Linked DNA regions of Homo sapiens: region 1 is linked to region 2. A link is an interaction called in ENCODE POLR2A ChIA-PET data of the cell type or tissue named here. Cell type or tissue: GM12878. All regions are shown on one strand. Each heading gives the region's core, and the rest is flanking DNA. Links, peaks and the distances in the headings are about the cores only.

Region 1 (5,388 bases), core at 280-5,279, 170 kb before region 2:
TAATGGAAGAGAATATTGTAGAATATCTTTACAGCATTGAGATAGGCATAACTATAAAATTAAAAATTAATAAACTGAATGTAAAGGCTAACATTTCTTCTAATCAGTAGATACCATTTTAAAAAACTGAAGCCACAGATTAGGAAAAATATTTTCAATATGTATATCTGATAAATGACTCATATTCAGAGTATGAAGTACTCCATGAATCAGCAAAAAGTCAATTCAAATTCTAAAATGAGCAAAAACCAAAACAAAAATTATAAAATGACCAACAGACTTCATCATTTAACAAGATTTAACAACATTCAACAAAAGAAAATATTCACATGGCCAAACAGTATGTAAAATGTTGCTCAACATCATTAGAGAAATCCAAGTTAAAATCACAATGCAATTCCATTTTACACTGGCTGGAATGGCTGAAAGCAAAAAGACTGACAGTACCCAGTGTTGAGGAGGATGTGGCGCAGCTGGGACTCACACATTGCTGGTTGTGTGAAGTGGTGCATCCACTTTGGAGAGCTATTTGACTGTTCTTTTTTTTTTTTTTTTTTTTTTTTGAGACGGAGTCTAGCTCTGTTGCTTAGGCTGGAGTGCAGTGGTGCGATCTCAGCTCACTGCAACCTTCACCTCCTGGGTTCAAGCGATTCTCCTGCCTCAGCCTCCCGCATAGCTGGGATTACAGGCGCCTGCCACCACGCCTAGCTAATTTTTGTATTTTTAGTAGAGACGGAGTTTCCCTGTGTTGGCCAGGCTGGTCTCGAACTCCTGACCTCATAATCCACCCGCCTCTGCCTCCCAAAGTGCTGGGATTACAAGCGTGAGCCTCTGCACCTGGCCTGACAGTTTTTATAAAGTTAAATGATCATCTATTCCATGGCCCAACAATTCCTCTCCTAGGTATCACCTCAGGAGAAATGAAAACACATGTTGGCTGGGCATGGTGGCTCACACCTGTAACCCTAGCACTTTGGGAGGCCGAGGTGGGTGGATCCCTTGAGCTCAGGAGTTCAAGACCAGCCTGGGCAAAATGGTAAGACCCTGTCTACAAAAAAAAAAAAAAAAATTAGCTGGGTATGTTGGTGTGCACCTATAATCCCAGCTACTTGTGGGGCTGAGACGGGAGGATTGCTTGAGCCCGGGAGGCTGAGGCTGCAGTGAGCTGAGACCATGCTACTGTACCCCAGTTTTTGCAACAGAGACCCTGTCTCAAAAAAAAAAAAATTAAAAATTAAAAAGTCTACAAAGAACCTGTACAATAAAGTTCATGGCAGCATTATTCATAATAGCGAAAAACTAGCAGCATCTTAAACATCCATCGGCTGGGCGCAGTGGCTCACACCTGCAATCCCAGCACTTTGGGAGGCCAAGGCAGGTGGATCACCTGATGTCAGGAGTTCGAGACCACGTGGTGGCGGGCACCTGTAGTCCCAGCTACTCAGGAGGCTGAGACAGGAGAATTGCTTGTACCCGTGAGGTGGAGGTTGCAGCGAGCTGAAATTGCGCCACTGCACTCCAGCCTGGGCGACAGAGTGAGTCTCCATCTCAAGAAAAAAAAAAAAAGTCCATCAACAGAGGAATTGCAGAAGCAAATATGCAAATTGCAGAAGCAAATTCAATAAGTTGAATTAACACATGGATGCATATCAAAAACATTATAGTGAGGCCAGGCACAGTGGCTCACGCCTGTAATCCCAGCACTTTAGGAGGCCGAGGTGGGCAGATCACGAGGTCAAGAAATCGAGACCATCCTAGCTAACATGGTGAAACCTTGTCTCTACTAAAAATACAAAAAATTAGCCGGGCGGTGGCGGGCGCCTGTAGTCCCAGCTACTCGGGAGGCTGAGGCAGGAGAATGGTGTGAACCCGGGAGGTGGAGCTTGCAGTGAGCCGAGATTGCACCACTGCACTCCAGCCTGGGCGACAGAGCAAGACTCTGCCTCAAAAAAAAAAAAAAAAATTATAGTGAGAAAGCAAAGCCAGATACAAAAGAATACATATTGTATAATTCATATGAAGTCGAGAAACAGACAAGAATAATTTATGGTGATGGAAATTAGAACTGTAGTGTTCAGAGGTGGGGGTGCAGGGAGAGGGGTGAGGTTTGATTGTAATAGAGCAACTTCCAAAATTGGTGGAAATAAACTATTTCTTATTGTGGGTGGTGTTTGCACACATGGATACATTTGTGAAACTCATTCAACTAAACACTTAAGTTTTGTTCATTTTATTATATGTTAATTATATCTCAATAACAACAACAAAAGCTACTTTAAAAGATCATCTTGACATCGTTGACTCTTAACACTTCAGAATGTGTTCAATACATATGGTGACATTTTTTGGTTACTCCAAGTTGTGACAGCATAACCTGTGATTAGGAGCACTGGAGTCTGGAGTCAGACTGCCTTGGCTCAAATTCTGAGTCTGTCATTTACCAGCTGTGTGACATTGGGCAAGTTTTTAAAATACTTCGTTTCTGTATCTCACTTTCTCACCTGTGAAACGAAGATTAGCAGTACCTCCTTTACATGGTTGTTGTAAGGATCAAGTGAATAGTTATATTTAAACACTTAGAATAGTACTAGGCAGGTCATAAGCCCTATGTAAATGTTAAGCCAAATCTCAATGTACAGATCAATTATAAGGTAAATGGAAGAGGTGATAAGCATTTTTTAAAAATCAGCAGTTAATGTGAAATCTTTTCCCTGCCACAAAGAAGGAATTTGTGGTGTAGTGAGTCTGCAACACTGTGTTACATGTATTAAAATTTTGAATCGTGATGCAGTCTGATATGACATGGTACTGAATGCGTTATTCCAGTAGGAGGAGCTCTCAGCAAGAGTTTAAAAGCACAGACACAGAGCCCAGCCCGCCTGCAGTCTCAGCTACTTGGGCGGCTAGAGTGGGAGGATAGCTTCAGCCCAGCAGTTCAAGGCTGTAGGGCACAATGAATAGCCACTGCTCCAGCCTGGGCAACATAGTGAGACTCTGTCTCAAAAAAACAAAACAAAACAAAACAAAACAAAACAAAAACATCGATAAGGTCCCTGGGGGAGCCAGACCTTCCATGTCTCTAGAATTTGTCCTTACTTAGCTCTCTGTGTCATGGTAGGGCAATAAGGAAATAAAATGCTGCTACAAACTATCTATCTATCTATCTATCTATCTATCTATCTATCTATCTATCTATCATCTATCTATCTATCTATCTTTTTCCCTTAGAAGCAGTACATTGGAATAAATGAATTTGTTTCAGATTTCAGACTTAATTTCCACTAGAGAAATAATGCATTCATGTTGTATTGGTAAAAAAAAAAAAAAAAGTATAAATTGCTGGGCCGGGCGTGGTGGCTCATGCCTCTAATCCCAGCACTTCGGGAGGCCGAGGAGGGCAGATCACCTGAAGTCAAGAGTTCGAGACCAGCCTGACCCACATGGAGAAACCCTGTCTCTAACTAAAAATACAAAATAAGCCGGGTGTGGTGGCGCATGCCTGTAATCCCAGTTACTTGGGAGGCTGAGGCAGGAAAATCGCTTGAACCGGGAGGTGGAGGTTGAACCCGGGAGCCAAGATCACGCCATTGCACTCCAGCCTGGGCAACAAGAGTGAAACTCCATCTCAAAAAAAAAAAAAAAAAGTATGAATTCCTAACTTATAAACTTCTATATTTGGAGGTTACAGTCTCTTTATATGTTTCTCTTCTATTTATTTTTATTTTTATTTTTATTTTTTTTTAGATGGAGTCTCAATCTGTCACCCAGGCTGGAGTCTCACTCTGTCACCCAGGCTGGAGTGCAGTGGCGCCATCTCGGCTCACTGCAACCTCCACCTCCCGGGTTCAAGTGATTCTCCTGCCTCAGCCTCCTGAGTAGCTGGGACTACAGGTGTGCACCACCACGCCCAGCTAATTTTTGTATTTTTAGTAGAGACAGGGTTTCAGCATGTTGGCCAGGATGGTCTCAATCTCTTGACCTCGTGATCTGCCCACCTTGGCCTCCCAAAGTGCTGAAATTACAGGCTTGAGCCACTGCACCCAGCCTCTCTTCTTTTTATGCCACCCATGTAAAAAAGTTTACGAGGCTTTCTTGGCCTCAGACTTCAAATTTACCCTTATGTTTCCATATAAAAAAGTCTATAAAGAACCTGTACAACTATATATATAGCTATAGTGTATATATATATGGTTATATAGAGTTTGTAGCAGCATTTTATTACATGGTATATATAAAAAGCTACACAGACACTCTGGAGATCCCCATTAGCAAAAATAATTTTAAATAATTTTAATCATTACAGGAAAAAGAGGATTCTGGACTAAAATTATTTTCCAAATAAACCACAATATCCTAACATGTGGACCACATATGTAGCTTGTTCCTGAATCTCATTGTACCATGCTGGCATCCCGAGCTTTTACATGTTTGTCATTTATTTCATAGTCGCCCTTGAAAAGCATGATTTAGGCCAGGCGCTGTGGCTCCCGCCTGTAATCCCAGCACTTTGGGAGGCTGAGGCGGACAGATCATGAGGTCAGGAGATTGAGACTATCCTGACTAACACGGTGAAACCCCATCTCTACTAAAAATACAAAAAATTAGCCGGGCGTGGTGGCGGGCGCCTGTAGTCCCAGCTACTCAGGAGGCTGAGGCAGGAGAATGGCGTGAACCCGGGAGGCGGAGCTTGCAGTGAGCCGAGATCGCGCCACTGCACTCCAGCCTGGGCAACAGAGCGAGACTCTGTCTCAAAAAAAAAAAAAGAAAGAAAGAAAAGCATGATTTAAAATCAAATCAATGAAAGGGGAGATGTCTCACTAATTTCAGGTTGCTAGGCAACTAGTCGATTCCACTACATCTCTTCTATTGCTCTGGAGATACAGAAAGGTTGGGAGAAAGTATGTACTATTTAGGTTAAATATATATTAGATAGATAGATAGATAGATAGATAGATAGATAGATAGATAGATAGATAATTTTTTCTAAAATAGAATCATTTCTAAGACAACTATTATTATTATTATCATTATTATTATTATTATTTCAGAAGGAGTCTCGCTCTGTTGCCCAGGCTGGGGTGCACTGGCACGATCCCACCGCACCCTCCGCCTCCTGGGTTCAAGTGACTCTCCTGCCTCATCCTCCCGAGTAGCTGGGATCACAGGCACGTGCCACCATGCCCGGCTAATTTTTGTTTTGTTCTTTTTTGTTTGTTTGTTTTGTTTTGTTTTTGAGACAGAGTTTCACTCGTGTTGCCCAGGCTGGAGTGCAATGGTGCGATCTCGGCTCACTGCAACCTCCGCCTCCCGGGTACAAGCAATTCTCGTGCCTCTCAGCCTCCCGAGTACTGGGATTACAGGCGCGTGTCACCATACCCGGCTATTTTT
Region 2 (5,388 bases), core at 174-5,173:
TAACTGTTATATGTAAGAAAGACTCTTTAATTCCTTGACTGTAATTTAATATAGTCACAGAATTCAGATCAGATTTTCCTTAACTAGAAAGGCAGTATACCATAGTGTTTAAGTACAGAGGCATAAAACAGACTGCCTGGATTAGAAATATGACTTTACCACTTGCTAGCTGAACAACTTTAGCTAAGTTACTAAACCTCTCTGTTTTCTCTATTTGTAAAATGGGGACAATAATAGCTTCTATCTCATAAGGTAATTGTGAGAACTGAATGAATTCATGCCTGGGAAGTTGTTAGAATGTCTATCTAGTACACAGTGTTAGCTGTTTCTAGAACTTTGAAAATTGTCAGAGAATTAGTATATTTTCTGTTTATTTCTGTCAAAGCGATTGACAGAAATGAACAGGTGAGAAAAATTAGGATAAAGTAGTAAAAATGAAAAAACATAAAAATAGATGATAAAATTGGGGGGGAAACTGCATACCATGCAGTTGAGAGAGTGGGTAAGTGTGTGGGCCCACAGTGCTGCTCCCCAGTCCTCAGAAAAGAGAAGCTGTGGCCCAGGGACCACAGCAGCACTGTAAGTGTGATGGCTGTTTTTATAGATCTGTCAATTAAAGCTCTCAATACAAGCTTCTTGTATTAATGTCAAAGTGCAGATCTAAACTTGAGACCCCTGCTGGTCAGGAACATCCAAACTGGTAGAGGCCTTAAGTATTAGATGACGATCTGTCAGTCCCGTATATCTATCTTAAAATTTCATGACGTTCTGCAACACAACATGCTGTAATAAATGTCCTAATTTGAGGAAATTGGGACTGTACAGTGGCTGATTAATCTAAAAAAAAGGAAGAAAAATTGATTATAATAGGAAATCATTTTAAAATAATGCATAAACACCTTATACGTTTTACTTTAACTTAAAGCATAATTTAAGTAGCAGCCTGATCAGTAAATAGTTTTTTCTTATGCTGACTTCATGGATACCATGGTGTGTTTTCCATCATCCAAGGCATGTTCTACTTGCTGTAAAACATGACACTGCCAATATTTTACTAAAGGTTCTCATGGGATTTCAGGTTGTCTTTTTTTGCATGTGCGTGCACACACACATACATTGTGGCTTCTTTTTTTTCTTAACTTAAAGCTAATTCACATTATGCAATTCAGCTGTGTCAAGTTTTTGTGTACAATTTAAATGGTTACAACTGTTTCTGATGAGCAAGACTCTAAAGCCACCTGGAAATGGAAGCTAAGTAGTGTGCACTGCCTCTTAAGATTATTATCTCTAATTTTTTACATTTCCTCTCTTAATTCAAGTGAAACCTTTTTAGTGACTTGCCTTCAATGAGTCTTTGCAAATTTAACTTAGTTTTCATAGCTAAATTCATATTTGTGAAAGTAAGTGTAACTCAGACTTCTCCAACAAGTGAATTCTAATTGCAAATAAGACAGTAGAACAGCTAATCAGTTCTACTGTCTTATTTAGTACATATTAACATAGTTACTGAGAGAGAAGTGTGCTTTAAGAGATTCAAGTATCTAAAATGGTTTAGCCAGAGTAATCTCATCTTTTTCTATTTTATTTTTATTTTAGCAGATTGCCAGGCTCTAATTCATATAGCACAAGAAAGTAATTTCTATGCTTAACTAGCAAATAATTAACCATGTAATTTTGTTTCTATAGAAGATTGGTAATAAAATTGAACTTACATACATTGTTTAAAGAAAAATAATCTGCTCGTTTTTCTTTTTTTTTTTTTTTTTTTTTTTTTGAGACGGAGTCTCACTCTGTCGCCCAGGCTGGAGTGCAGTGGGGTGATCTCAACACACTGCAAGCTCCACCTCCCGGGTTCACACCATTCTCCTGCCTCAGCTTCCTGAGTAGCTGAGACTAGAGGCGCCCATCACAACGCCCGGCTAATTTTTTGTAGTTTTAGTAGAGATGGGGTTTCACCGTGTTAGCCAGGATGGTCTTGATCTCCTGACCTCGTGATCCACCTGCTTTGGCCTCCCAAAGTGCTGGGATTACAGGCGTGAGCCACCGTGCCCGGCCTAATAATCTGCTCATTTTCTAATGGAAAAAAAAAAAAAAATGCCTGCATCATAGGTATCCTGCACAGGTATAGTTATATTATTGTTTAACAAATCACTTGAAAAATAAACTTACTGTTTAAAAATATAACTTTTTGAAGACATCAAAGTAAGTTAACCTTAAATTATGGCCAATTAGTGGCATAATTGAAATCTCACAAAAGAAGGATATGACACAGACCAGAGTGGATCCCAGTGTGTCCCTGGGTTCTGCAGAAGCACTCTGTGGTGACAGCAGAGGTGGCACCTCCCACCACGGGTAGCTGCCATGGTGGACACAGTGATTTACTGTTGTTAGTCTGTCGAGGTTTCATTTCTCTCTGATTCCTTGTCTGAGTTTTGAAAATGACTGTCCCAACTCAATGTGATGTGGTGTACTGATTTATAGTGGAACTACAAACCAGAATAAACAACAGTTTCATAATTTTGCCAGGTATATGTTTTTGCTTAAAGTATCTTGATAGGCAAAGGATTTAATTTTATCACAAAATTTATAAAAGGCACCAGGTATGGTGGCTCATGCCTGTAATCCCAGCACTTTGGGAGGCTGAGGCAGATGGATTGCTTAAGCTCAGGAGTTTGAGACCACCCTGGGAAACATGGGTGAAACCCCTTCTCTACAAAAAATACAAAAATTAGCCAGGCATGGTGGTATGCACCTTATGTTCCCAGCTACTTGGGAGGCTGAAGTGGTAGGACTGCTTGAGCCTGGGAGGTGGATGTTGCAGTGAGCCGAGATTGCATCACTGCACTCCACATCCTGGGTGACAGAGTAAGACTTTCTCTCTCTCTCTCAAAACAAACAAACAAACAAGAATTCATAAAAGGCAACTTTTCCCTGAGACAAAAGTGAGACAGCATACTTTTTTTTTAATCATATACGTTTAAAATTTGTATTTTGATGTGGAGATCAATAGAAGTGGATTTCAGGATTTTGTACAATTTTTTTCTAAGGTTTTAATTAATTTATTGCAAAATGCTGTGAAAGGGCATATGAATCATGTGGTGTGCCTTTTTCCTTTGAGCTGGCAAAGAGGGCTTTTGACACAGCTCCTGTGTTCTCATTGTGGACTTGGCCCAGTCATTCCTCCCAGACATCATTTGCAGAGAGACCCTTTGGTTTGAGGTTAGAATATCTATTGTAAAGTAAAGCCTGGTTAATCAAATTTATGTCATATGAGCCAGCAGTTATGCTAGGTAGTTTTATTTGATGGCGGGTGGATCACCTGAGGTCAGGAGTTCAAGACCAGCCTGGCTAACATGGTGAAACCCTATCTCTACTAAAAATATAAAAGTTAGCCGGGTGTGGGTTCAAGTGATTCTCCTGCCAGGAGGCGGAGGTTGCAGTGAGCTGAGATTGCACCACTGCACTCCAGCCTGGACGACAGAGTGAGACTCCGTCTCAAAAAAAAAAAAAAAATTTAAATTACGTAAGTCATTTATGTGCACAGTGAGAAAGTCAAAGGATAAAAAAGTATATAAAATGATATAACTTCTCTAGTATCCAAAGAATCAACCATTAACAGTTTGGTATTCTCTATGAACTATTTTGCACATATAAAAATGGGCAGAAAACACAATTATGTACATAAATGTATCCAGCTTTTTAAAAAAATGAAACTGAATCATAGTATATCTGGTCTGTAGCTTGCTTTTTTACCTCTACCTAATTGTATGCGAACTACTTTCTTTGCAGATCTTAAAAAAAAAAAAGAAAAAGAGTGTTATTCAGATGAATGGATATATCATTATTTAATTATTCAGCCATATATTGATAGATATTTACAACGTTTTGTTTTTAGTGATTTGTTAGCATCTTCGAATTAAAAAAGAAAAACTGGATTCCAATTTGTAACTAGAAGTATTTTCAGAGGCCATTTATAGAGCGTGGTCCATACAAGAGTCTCCTAGATAAGGAAGTTATTACTTTGCTCAACAGATAGGACAAGCAAATCACAACAGGAAAAGGAGTGAACAATGCTAAGATCGAACGAAGCCTGTGTACCAAATAATTGAAGAGTCATATGACGTGAAGGAGAAAAGCACTCTTCAGTGGTGTCATGGAAATTGAAGTCTCAAGAACAAAGAATTTTACTCAATGAACATATTTGCTTATTTTGCATGGGCCCTATGTTTGTTTTAAAATAGGAATAAAGGCCAGGCACAGTGGCTCACGCCTGTAATCCCAACACTTTGGGCCGCCAAGGTGGGAGCATAGCTTGAGGCCAGCCTGGACAGCATAGTAAGACTCTGTCTCTATAAAAAGTAAAAAAATTAGATGTGGGGGTCTGAACCTGTAGTCTGGAAGGCTGAGGCGGGAGAATTGCTTGAGCCCAAGGGTTTGAGGCTGCACTGAGCTATGATTGCCACTGCACTTCAGCCTGGGCAACAGAGTGAGACTCCAACTCTAAAAAATAATAATAATAAGATGAAAATGAAGAAATAAAATGAAAACATTTGAAATAATAGTCGAATGACACAACTTTAATGTCATAAGGATTTCTTTCTTATACAGTGTAGTGTTTGGGGGGCAGGTAAGGGATGGGTGTTATTTATTTCCTTTTGTAAAATTTCAAATAAAAGCCATAAGGAAATACTTTATGAAGTGGAGTAGCATGTGTGTATCTTGAAAAACTGAATAACCAGCCATTGTATATAGCAAAGTCATTAGCTGTTCTTGTCTTTTGTTTTAATAATTGTATGTGTAGAGTGCATCGTGTCACCCAGGGCAAAGGCAGGGAGCCATGACTTAGGCCAGTTCATTGTTAACCATGGTTTATTGTCAACTGTAGTGTATGAGGGTGCTCTTAGTGAATTCAAACCTACAAAGGCAAAGTTGGTGACTAATTTTTAAAGTATTTTTCTCTTAGCAGTGACATTTTTCACTAAGACAAAATTTAAAATAGACTGGGCAGTCTGAGTGGCAGGGGCTTTCAAATGACGTTTCATACCTAGTGTCATAAACATGGAATCCCTCAATTAAGGAGAATGAATTGTGAATAGGGACGGGCTACTTTGGTACATGCCACCTGTTTGCTTACTGCTGTATTTGAAGACAGAAGTTTTATCATGTCTTTGCTAGCATCAGATATGGCTGTTATATCTTACAATAACTTTGTGTTGTTATTGTCATTCATTTTACTTATGGAGAGCCACCTAATGTTACCTCTAGTGGCTAAGCATGCTTTCCTCTGAGATGTAAGGAAGCCACACCAGAGCTGGTCTTTTCTGCTTTGCTCACTTCTTTTTTCTTAGTGCCTGGAATGTGGCAGGCACTTAGTAAATAATGTTAAAT

Evidence for each region. Peaks named below come from ENCODE experiments on the same cell type or tissue, not always from the same donor. Only the 100,000 strongest peaks of a DNase experiment are listed, where the experiment ranks them.
Region 1: POLR2A ChIA-PET joins it to region 2 with 7 read pairs; 4 of 35 experiments call an interaction of 5 or more read pairs at or near these places.

What each region holds. Positions count from the first base shown.
Region 1 is chr6:158,211,513-158,216,900 of GRCh38, forward strand. No RefSeq gene overlaps it. Among named protein-coding and RNA genes, the nearest start is that of GTF2H5, 46 kb to the left of the region's middle. In GM12878, for the core only: a CTCF peak has its summit at 2,830 (motif pointing right); a DNase peak (open chromatin) is centred at 2,858.
Region 2 is chr6:158,386,574-158,391,961 of GRCh38, forward strand. The region is part of intron 1 of TULP4 (TUB like protein 4); the gene reads left to right. Among named protein-coding and RNA genes, the nearest start is that of SNORA116, 66 kb to the left of the region's middle. In GM12878, for the core only: no CTCF peak of the experiment used is centred there; a DNase peak (open chromatin) is centred at 2,359.